2 separate regions of the Homo sapiens genome follow, and region 2 is linked to region 1. A link is a contact called in ENCODE Hi-C or POLR2A ChIA-PET data. All regions are on one chromosome and are shown on one strand. Each heading gives the region's core, a stretch centred on a gene start or an enhancer-like site at or near the end of the contact. The rest is flanking DNA. Distances are from core to core; before and after follow the strand shown. Region 1 overlaps TTI1 (TELO2 interacting protein 1). Region 2 overlaps LOC105372606 (a long non-coding RNA gene).

The links. Hi-C counts contacts between places; a loop is a spot of excess contacts on that map. ChIA-PET counts read pairs that join two places held with the same protein, here RNA polymerase II (POLR2A). Pooled maps may share reads with other maps.
Region 2: a pooled map shows a loop between it and region 1 (4-fold over the local background). The contact joins two enhancer-like sites. A Hi-C loop is called at or near these places in 2 of 50 pooled maps. POLR2A ChIA-PET finds 5 or more read pairs at or near these places in 2 of 52 experiments (HepG2 and activated CD4-positive, alpha-beta memory T cell).

What each region holds. Positions count from the first base shown.
Region 1 is chr20:37,988,131-37,992,174 of GRCh38, forward strand. The region is part of intron 7 of TTI1 (TELO2 interacting protein 1); the gene reads right to left. Among named protein-coding and RNA genes, the nearest start is that of TTI1, 43 kb to the right of the region's middle. RefSeq lists an enhancer at 2,455-2,534. Within about 2 kb of position 2,566, at least 24 of the 41 ENCODE cell types and tissues checked have a DNase peak (open chromatin) inside an H3K27ac peak, as active enhancers do.
Region 2 is chr20:37,334,332-37,338,792 of GRCh38, forward strand. It overlaps LOC105372606 (a long non-coding RNA gene), which reads right to left. Exons shown (of 2, transcript XR_936699.2): 2 at 3,109-3,602. Among named protein-coding and RNA genes, the nearest start is that of SRC, 9.6 kb to the right of the region's middle. RefSeq lists an enhancer at 1,989-2,488. Within about 2 kb of position 2,365, at least 15 of the 41 ENCODE cell types and tissues checked have a DNase peak (open chromatin) inside an H3K27ac peak, as active enhancers do.

The sequences.
Region 1 (4,044 bases), core at 1,316-3,815:
AGACTAAGGGATCACAGAGGCCCATGGCACACTGTTGCAAGGGCCAGCCTAGAAGTGATGTGCGGGTGGCACCAGGCATGGCTTCCTGAGGAGAGGCACGGCAAGTTGCTTCTCTGTAAAGAGCGAGTGGACCAGATCAGTTCTAAGATCCCTGGTAGCTCCAACAGACCACGAGAGTTTTCAATCATGGGCACTGGATCATTACTCACCCCACCCCACAATATGGCAAAACCAAAAAGAACCCCCTCTGCTCTGCTGCAGGAGCGAATATTACAGAATATGTTCTCACCATCTCTGTCTAGACAACATCTGCTCAAAGAGAGATCTAGAAAACCGCCAGCCAATGAGGGCCCAGTGAAGCTAAATAAACTGTAACTGAAATGCAGGGCTTCCAGCTCTCCTGGGTGACAGGCTATTCTTCCTGTGTCAATTACTTGCTTGAGGGATCTGCTGTTCTCCGTCTCTTTCTGGATTTATAAAATGCTCTCATGAGCCATCAGGGTAAATGCCAGTGGTAAAGAACATGTGGCTTTGTGATCTGTTTGTTTGCTTACTTATTTGGGGCTTCTAAAGAAGTTACTCAGAAATGTCTCCTTAGGAACACGATACAGGCTCTCTCTATGTGGGCATGGTTAAATGCAGTGGGAAAGTAAGCTCACTTGTGGGAAAGCAGGCATACTCACTAAGTTATTTTGGTGTTCCCGTTGTTCCCTCTCTGGCAGCACAGCCTCCACACTCTCCTCCTCTCTGGCCATCTCTTCTCCCATCACTCTGTGCATGCTGATGCTGCAAAGGAGGCTGTGTGTTTCCTTTTAAACAAATGGATGCTCAGGGTGTTGATGCGTCCTAGCCAGCAAGCAGTGGGGCTATGTTTCTATACTTGGTAATTTACTCTAATGGGTCTCAGTTCATTGGTTAACCAGTATTTCAAGCCTGTCCTTTCTTGCTATTCAATTTAGCTATCTTCCCCTGCACGGAGGTCGTTTTTTATTTCTAAATGTTGGAAATGGAGGATTATGACTTGAAGCAACGATTTACTCTCCAAATAAATACTACCAATTACCTTTGCAGCTATACATGCTCGTTTGACTTAACTATGTTTACCTGTTCAAAACCATTCATCTATCGATCTAACGCCAACATGCATACTCACACAGAGACCCATATCAAAAATATTTAAATGCAACATGGGCAGGACTTAAAACCGTAAACACCAGTAGAAGCAAATGATGCTAACCATACCTCTGAAGTGCCACAAGATAAAGTATCATAAATGCAGAGGAATGATTCCATTGCTTTGTGCATATTTAAAAGGATATGGCGCTGAGAGGTCCAATCTGTTATAGACAATTCAAAAATAAGCCAGAATCTAGGAGGGTTTACATCCCACTGGGGCGAGATTTAAAAGCAGCCCTTTCCATCTGGCCAGTTCTCCTGCCTCCAGGAACCCTGCAAGCCTAGATCCCACGACAGTGTATTGGGCACAGATTTCAAAGTGGCATTCTGTGCTGAGCACTATGAGGGCTGACTCGGACCTTTCCCCCAGCTGGCTGCACTCTCGGGCCACATTGTTTCCTGCCCCTCCCTGGAAGGTATGTACCCTTGAAGATAAAGACATCTTCATAGCAGCCTAGGTAGGCTTGCCCACCTCCTGCCTGAACTGTTTTCCTGTAACCTGTGCTCTGGCACTAAGCCAGCAGCCTCCACTCACGGATGCCTTCAGAAACAGCTCTAGGAAATGTCCTTCTGTATTTACTGCAAGGACGTTGAGGATATTAGTCACAACAGTACCCAGTGTTCTTTTAAGATGACCCACAGAGAAATTTTCCTCAAGCGTCAGTAATAAGGAAAGCCATGCTTCTTTCTGAAAAGCTTTCTTTCCTTTTCTTTTTAAAAACTCTTATTCAGGTACTTCCTGTACCATTTTCCTCTTTGCTGTCTGTCAGGAAGCACAGAGCCACTCTGAAAGCTCCTCTCTAGCAAGGGTGCAGGGCTCTAACTGTATTGTCTATATTAACCTCAACTCGGTCTCATCTTGTTTTTGCTGTTATTTTTCCATTTAAAAAATTTCTTCACTTCCTTCCTTTTTTCTTTGTTGCAAACAATTTATAAGATGTTCCAAGTCATTTTCGGAATAAGAAGAAATTTAAATAATGATTCACAACTACTATTTAGTGACTTTTACTCTGTGGTGGTATTTTGTGCTACCTGACTTTACTGAATCCTTGTCGTCATTGTAGTAGGTGAAATAAGCAAAATAACATACATGCTTTTTTCGGTCTTATAGATGAGAAAACAGAGACTTTGAGAAGTGAATTAATTTGCCAAGGTTATCTTGTTATTGAACAACAATGTGAGGCCTTGGTAGTTATCTCTGAAAATCTTCAACTCTCAACACAGCACTTGGCTCATCATAAGAGACCCAATAAAAATCTTTTAAAATACATCTATACAATAAGACAAATAGAGATCATCTCCCTGGCTACTTTATTTACTCAGTACTGAGACAACATTTACTTCCACGCCTCTGAGGTGTTCGAGAGGGATGACAGAGCCTGCAGAATGAGGAAATGACTACCCTGTGGTCGACCACAGCCTCTGATGACCAAAACCCACTTTGTGCAGGCGGTGCTGCGACCAGGCTCGATCTGTCATCGAGAACATTCTGCTCCCAACCTGGCACGGCATGCACTGTGCACACACACCCCACGCTTGGCTTTCCTACCGGGTGGTAAGATGGTTGACCCTGGCAGGTTATCAGTGACATGACAACACCAAGGAAGAAGGGACAGAATTGGCAGCACTGAATTTAAGTAGATTTAAGTAGCCCAGAGGTCCCTGCCTTCAGTTCTGAAACCCAGCAACCCACTTTGTTTGTAATCTGCCTGCCAGATGTCTCTTATCTTTGACACCATGAAATCAGGCCTATATATGCACAGTGAACAGCTCCAGATCTGAGTGTATTTTTAGAACAATGGGACTCAAAAAGAAAACCAGCAATGCCTGTCAAAAGATGGATAATAGGAAAGCTAACTACTTGGGTTTGGATTTGTCAACTATTAATCAAGTGTCAAAAGGAAAAAATATTAGGTGTGTCCTCATTTCCATGCTGGGTGCAATCCAAGGGGGAACAGCTTTGCAGTCCAAGCTCAGCCAAACTGCCCACACCATTTAAGGGGATGAGCTACTAATTTCAAGCTCAGCTGAACTAATGGATCACCTCTGTGGCTCCTCATCCGTTCAAATATAATAGGCTCATGTGTGGGTAAAGAGAGGAGTTGGGGCTCTGACAGGGATGAAATGAATGAGCCTGTGCCGGTCTGTGTTCGTCCAGGGTTTGAAGGCACCAGCTGGTTCTTTGATGGGATGGGATCCTACTGCTAGAAAGAGAGCAGGGAAGTCAGTCTGTAAATGAACCTTCAAACCCGGTCCTGACTTCTGCAAACAGTGGTGGCACAATTAACATGAAAAAGATCCTTTTGAGGTGAAATCCCCAGTTCAGATTTTAGTAAGGATGAAGCAGGCTTACAACTAGAAATTCTGTGGCCAGTGTCTATGTGTATGAGTAACATACACATCATGTATAACATATTTGGGAAATTTACATACATGTACCCCACATAGGTGTGTACACAGATGTAAATATACCTTCAGAACATAAGCAGAGGGTAGAGGCCCCTATCTTGTTCCCTCTAATTCCAGTCCCTAGAACAGTACCTGGAGACTCCTTGGACATACTAACGTGATTCATCCACAAGCACCCTATGAGAATGGAGTTTTCATCACCCCCAGTTTACAGAGGAAGAAAATGAAATGAAGCTAAATCATTTGCTCAAGGTCACATGGCCAGTAAGATCTGAACCTCGGTTTGTCCAAAGCAAGACTGCTACTTTTTCTCTCACACACAATGGCGAGGCAGAGGGAGCTGGAATGGCAACCTCCCCAGCGCCCCATCAGGGGCTACAGCAATAACAGCATCCAGGACTTGCGTGGCCAGAAGGTACACCAGCTGGTCACCACCTGCTGGCACCCTGCATCCCTATC
Region 2 (4,461 bases), core at 1,115-3,614, 650 kb before region 1:
AACATAGGGAGGCCCTCGTCTTTACAAAAAAAGTTTTTTTTTTTTTTTTTTTTTTTTTTTTATAATTAGCCGGGCATGGTGGTGGTCGCCTGTGGTCCCAGCTACTTGGGAGGCTGAAGTGGCAGGATCACTTGAGCCCAGTTCAAGATCAGTGTGGGCAAGATGGTGAGACCCTATCTCTTAAAAAAAAAAAGAAAAAGAAAAGAAAAGAAAGTAGGAAGGAAGGAAAGAAAGGAAAGAAAGGAGGAAGAAAGGAAGAAAAGAAAGAAAGAGAAGGAAAGAAAGAAAGAAAGAGAAAGGAAAGAAAGAAAGAAAGAGAGAGAGAAAGAAAGAAAGGAAGGCAAGCCAGGTGTCATGGCGCTCATCTCTAGTCCCAGCTACTCTGGAGGCTGAGGTGGGAGGATTCCTCGAGCCCAGGAGTTTGAGGCTGCAGTGAGTTGTGATGATGCCACTGCACTCCAGCCTGGGTGACAGAATGAGACCTCCTGTGTCTAAAAAACACATAAATACATAAAACTAACTTAAGCTATTTTCTATTGCCTGAGCAACATTAGCTCACTGTAGAAAACTTAAAAAATGCCCAGGCGCAGTGGCTCACACCTGTAATCCCAGCACTTTGGGAGGCCGAGGCGGGTGGATCACCTGAGGTCAGGAGTTCGAGACCAACCTGACCAACATGGCAAAACCCCATCTCTATTAAAAATACAAAAATTAGCCAGGTGTGGTGGCGCATGTCTGTAATCCCAGCTAGCTGGGAGGCTGAGGCAGGAGAATGGCTTGAACCTGGGAGGCAGAGGTTGCAGTGAGCCGAGATAGCGCCACTGCATTCCAGCCTGGGTGACAAAAGCAAAACTGTCTCAAAAAAAAAAAAAAAAAAAGAGAGAGAGAAGAAAACGTAAAAAATAAAGACAAGCATAAAAGAAAAAATTATTAAGCTCATCGGTGATCCCCCACCCCCAGGGCAACTGCTAGTATCATGGAAGTGTTTATTCCATTTTTCCTGTGCCCACTTTTTTAAAAGACAGAAATAGTTACATCATTAATGCTATAATATTTTAATTTACTAATATGACATGAACTCTTTCCATGTCAAAACATATGAATCTTTAGCTGGGCGTGGTGGTGTGCGCCTGTAGTCCCCGCTATTCAGAGGCTGAGGTGGGAGGATCTCTTGAGCCCCGGAGGTTGAGGCTGCAGCGAGTCGTGATTGTGCCATTGCACTCCAGCCTAGGCAACAGAACAAGACCTTTTCTCAAAAGAACTAAAAAAGAAAATAAAAGTTATGTGGATCTACATTATTAATTTTAAGGCCGTCATAATTATCTACTTTATTAATGGACTTGTCCGGCTGCACCAGAAATGATAATAATATGCATTCACTGGGTATCTAGCATGTGTGTCATTACACAGCCATATGAGGTGTGTACAAGTATCCCCGTTTTACCAATGAGAGAAGTGAGAGTCGGGGGTTAATGACCTCCAAGGCCACACAGCTACCGAGGCAGGATTCAAACCCAGGTCTGCTCTTAACCGTGATGTTCAGCCACCCGGCAGGTCCCTCCCACTGACCCCTATATTTGTTTCTGCAAAAAAATTCTGATGAGTCAGAGCCCCGTGTGTGCATTTTACCAGTTCCACTTGGAGGGAAACTTTATTTGCAGGGCATTACATTGGGGCAGGAAGGGTTGGGGGAGCAGACATCACCATCCCTCCAGCCTGCCCCCTGGACATCGCACTGCTTCCCTTAGCAGCTATGGAAACCACTCCGACCAGAGAGGGGAAGGGACTTGCCCAAGGCCACACTGTTCAGAGGCTGCACAGGACTGCAGTCCTGGCTTCCGATTTCCCACTGGGGTGTGGATGAAGCATGCGGGACACACGAGACATAGGGATTAGAGGCTCCAGGTCCAAAGGGCAGGGACGGTGCCAGTCTTGGTCACTCACTGCTCACTTGTCTGTCCCCAGCTCCAGCACAGGAGCTGACATGCAGGCCTGAATGGATAAAGACGATAAGGAAGGCAAGACTGGGAGGGATCTCTGTGGAAGACTTCCAGGAGGGGCCGGGGTTGGGCCAAAGGGGAGTGGGGCTTGGACCAGCAGAGAGGAGATGGTGGTACTGCGTGGGCAGGTGTGTGGAGGAGGGAGGAAACCTGGCCTGCTGAGGAGAGAAATGGGTCTGGGAGCAGGCCAGCCAGCCAGAGGGGATGAGTCTGGGCGTGGCCAGAGCAGACCAAGGAGGCTCCAGGCTCCGCCTCTGGGGCAGCCCCACTCCCCCACCAGCCCCCCGTCCCCCAGCCCCACCACAGAGCCCTGCCTGGGTAATTCCTGAACAGGAACAGAAGGAGGAAGCTGTACAAGTGACACTCAGCTGGTGAGTGGGAGGCAGGGTTTGGTTTCCTTTCCAGATGAGCCCTGGGTTTGTTCAGCCCTGGTGCGTGCCCCCACCCCTGCCCCTCCCCTGCTGTCTGTGGCCTTGGCTCAGGCACTGGTGAATCTCAGAGGCCAGGCAGGCCAGAAAGGAGCCATCCAGGCCAGGAAATGGGGAGGTCCTGTTGCGTGGGAATCCCCTGGGAGGGTGGCTTGACGTGTCCCCTTCTCTCTCGGACCAGACTGTGAGAACTGAAAGCTGGGACCGCAGCTTTCACATCCTTCCGGTGTGGCAAAGTCCTTTCCATCCTTCAGGACCCAATCTATTTTATTTTTTTACTTTGGAGATGGGATCTTGCTTTGCTGCCCAGGCTGCAGTGTAGTGGCACAATCATGGCTCACTGCAGCCTCAAACTCCTGGGCTCAAGTGATCCTCCTGCCTCAACCTCCTGAGTAGCTGGAGTACAGGCACACCTACCATGCCTGGCTAATTTTTAATCATTTTTGTAGATACGGGGCCTCGCTGTGTTGCCCAGGCTGGTCTCAAACTCCTGGGCTCAAGTGATCCTCCTGCCTCACCCTCCCAAAATGTTGGGATTACAGGCGTGAGCCATTGCACCCAGCAGAGACTCAATCTAAATGTCCCTCGTTTGGTAAACTCTCCGAGAATCCCCTATCAAGGCAAACTGACAAATGCTCCCCACCCCCGAACTCCTGTAGCACTCAGAACACACTTAAAAATAAAAAGAATCACTGTTTATTGGGTGTCCACAATGCACAGGGTCTCACATTTCACCTCCTTGTTGTACCTCTCAGCATCACTGACAGTTGGCACCATCCTTAGTTCCATTTTACTGAGCAGCTCAGTGGGGCACAGGGAGGTTGCAGGGTTGCAGGCAGTGGGGCTGGGTCTCCTGGATACCAAAGTGTGTCGCTCTCTGGCCCTCCTGCTCATAGTGTTTCAGGGTCTGTTTCCTCTTCTGGCTTGGAGCCTTCAAAGGGCAGAGTCTGTGTCCCTGGAGACCTGGCCTTGGGGAGGTGTTGACCCATGGACAAATCTTTGAACCTCCCCACCAGCCTTCACCATGATGAGGACCTAGGCTGGTGCCTTGTATACAGTAGGCTGTTACTGAATTCTTGTGACATTGAGAAAGCTTGATCTTAGTCCAGGCTCTGTCATAAACTTGCAGTTTGAGTTTGGGCAAGTCACTTCTATTCTCTGGTCCTAAGTTTCCCTGGGTTTAGAAGGAAATGTTTACAGACAAGTGTCTTAACTTCCTCCCTGTCCGAAAATTCAGTCCTTTGCTCTAGAACATGGCACATACCCCACACTCAATTTCCCTTATTATTATTGTTATATTAAGTTTTTTTTTTCTCAAGTGGGCTTGCTAGGGAATCCCTGATTATTAATATCCATGATAGTATAGTATGTTACAATTAACGAACCAATATTGATACATTATTATTAACTAAAGTCCATATTTGCTATGGAGTTCCTTAGTTTTTCCCTAATGCCTAATGTCCCCTTTTTTTTTTTTTTTTTTTTTTGAGACAGTGTCTCGATCTGTCACCTAGGCTGGAGTGCAGTGGCATGATCTCGGCTCACTGCAACCTCCACCTCCTGGGTTCCAGCTATTTTCCTGCCTTAGCCTCCTGGGTAGCTGGGATTACAGGCATGCACCGCCAAGCCTGGCTAATTTTTGTATTTTTAGCAGAGATGGGGTTTCACCGTATTGGCCAGGCTGTTCTCGAACTCCTGATTTCAGGTGTTCCACCTGCTTTGGCCTCCCAAAGTGCTGGGATTCCAGGCATGAGCCACTGCGCCTGGCACCTATGTCCTTTTTCTGTCCCAGGATCATGTCTCCTCTTGGCTTTGATAGTTTCTCGGACTTTTCTTTTTTTGATGACCCTGACAGTTTTGAGGAATACTAGTTAGGTGTTCTGTTTTTTGTTTTTCGTGTTTTTTTTTTTTGTTGTTGTTGTTTGTTTGTTTTTTGAGATGGAGTCTTGCTCTGTTGCCAGGCCAGAGTACAGTGGCGTAATCTCAGCTCATTGCAACCTCCACCTCCCGGGTTCAAGCAATTCTCCTGCCTC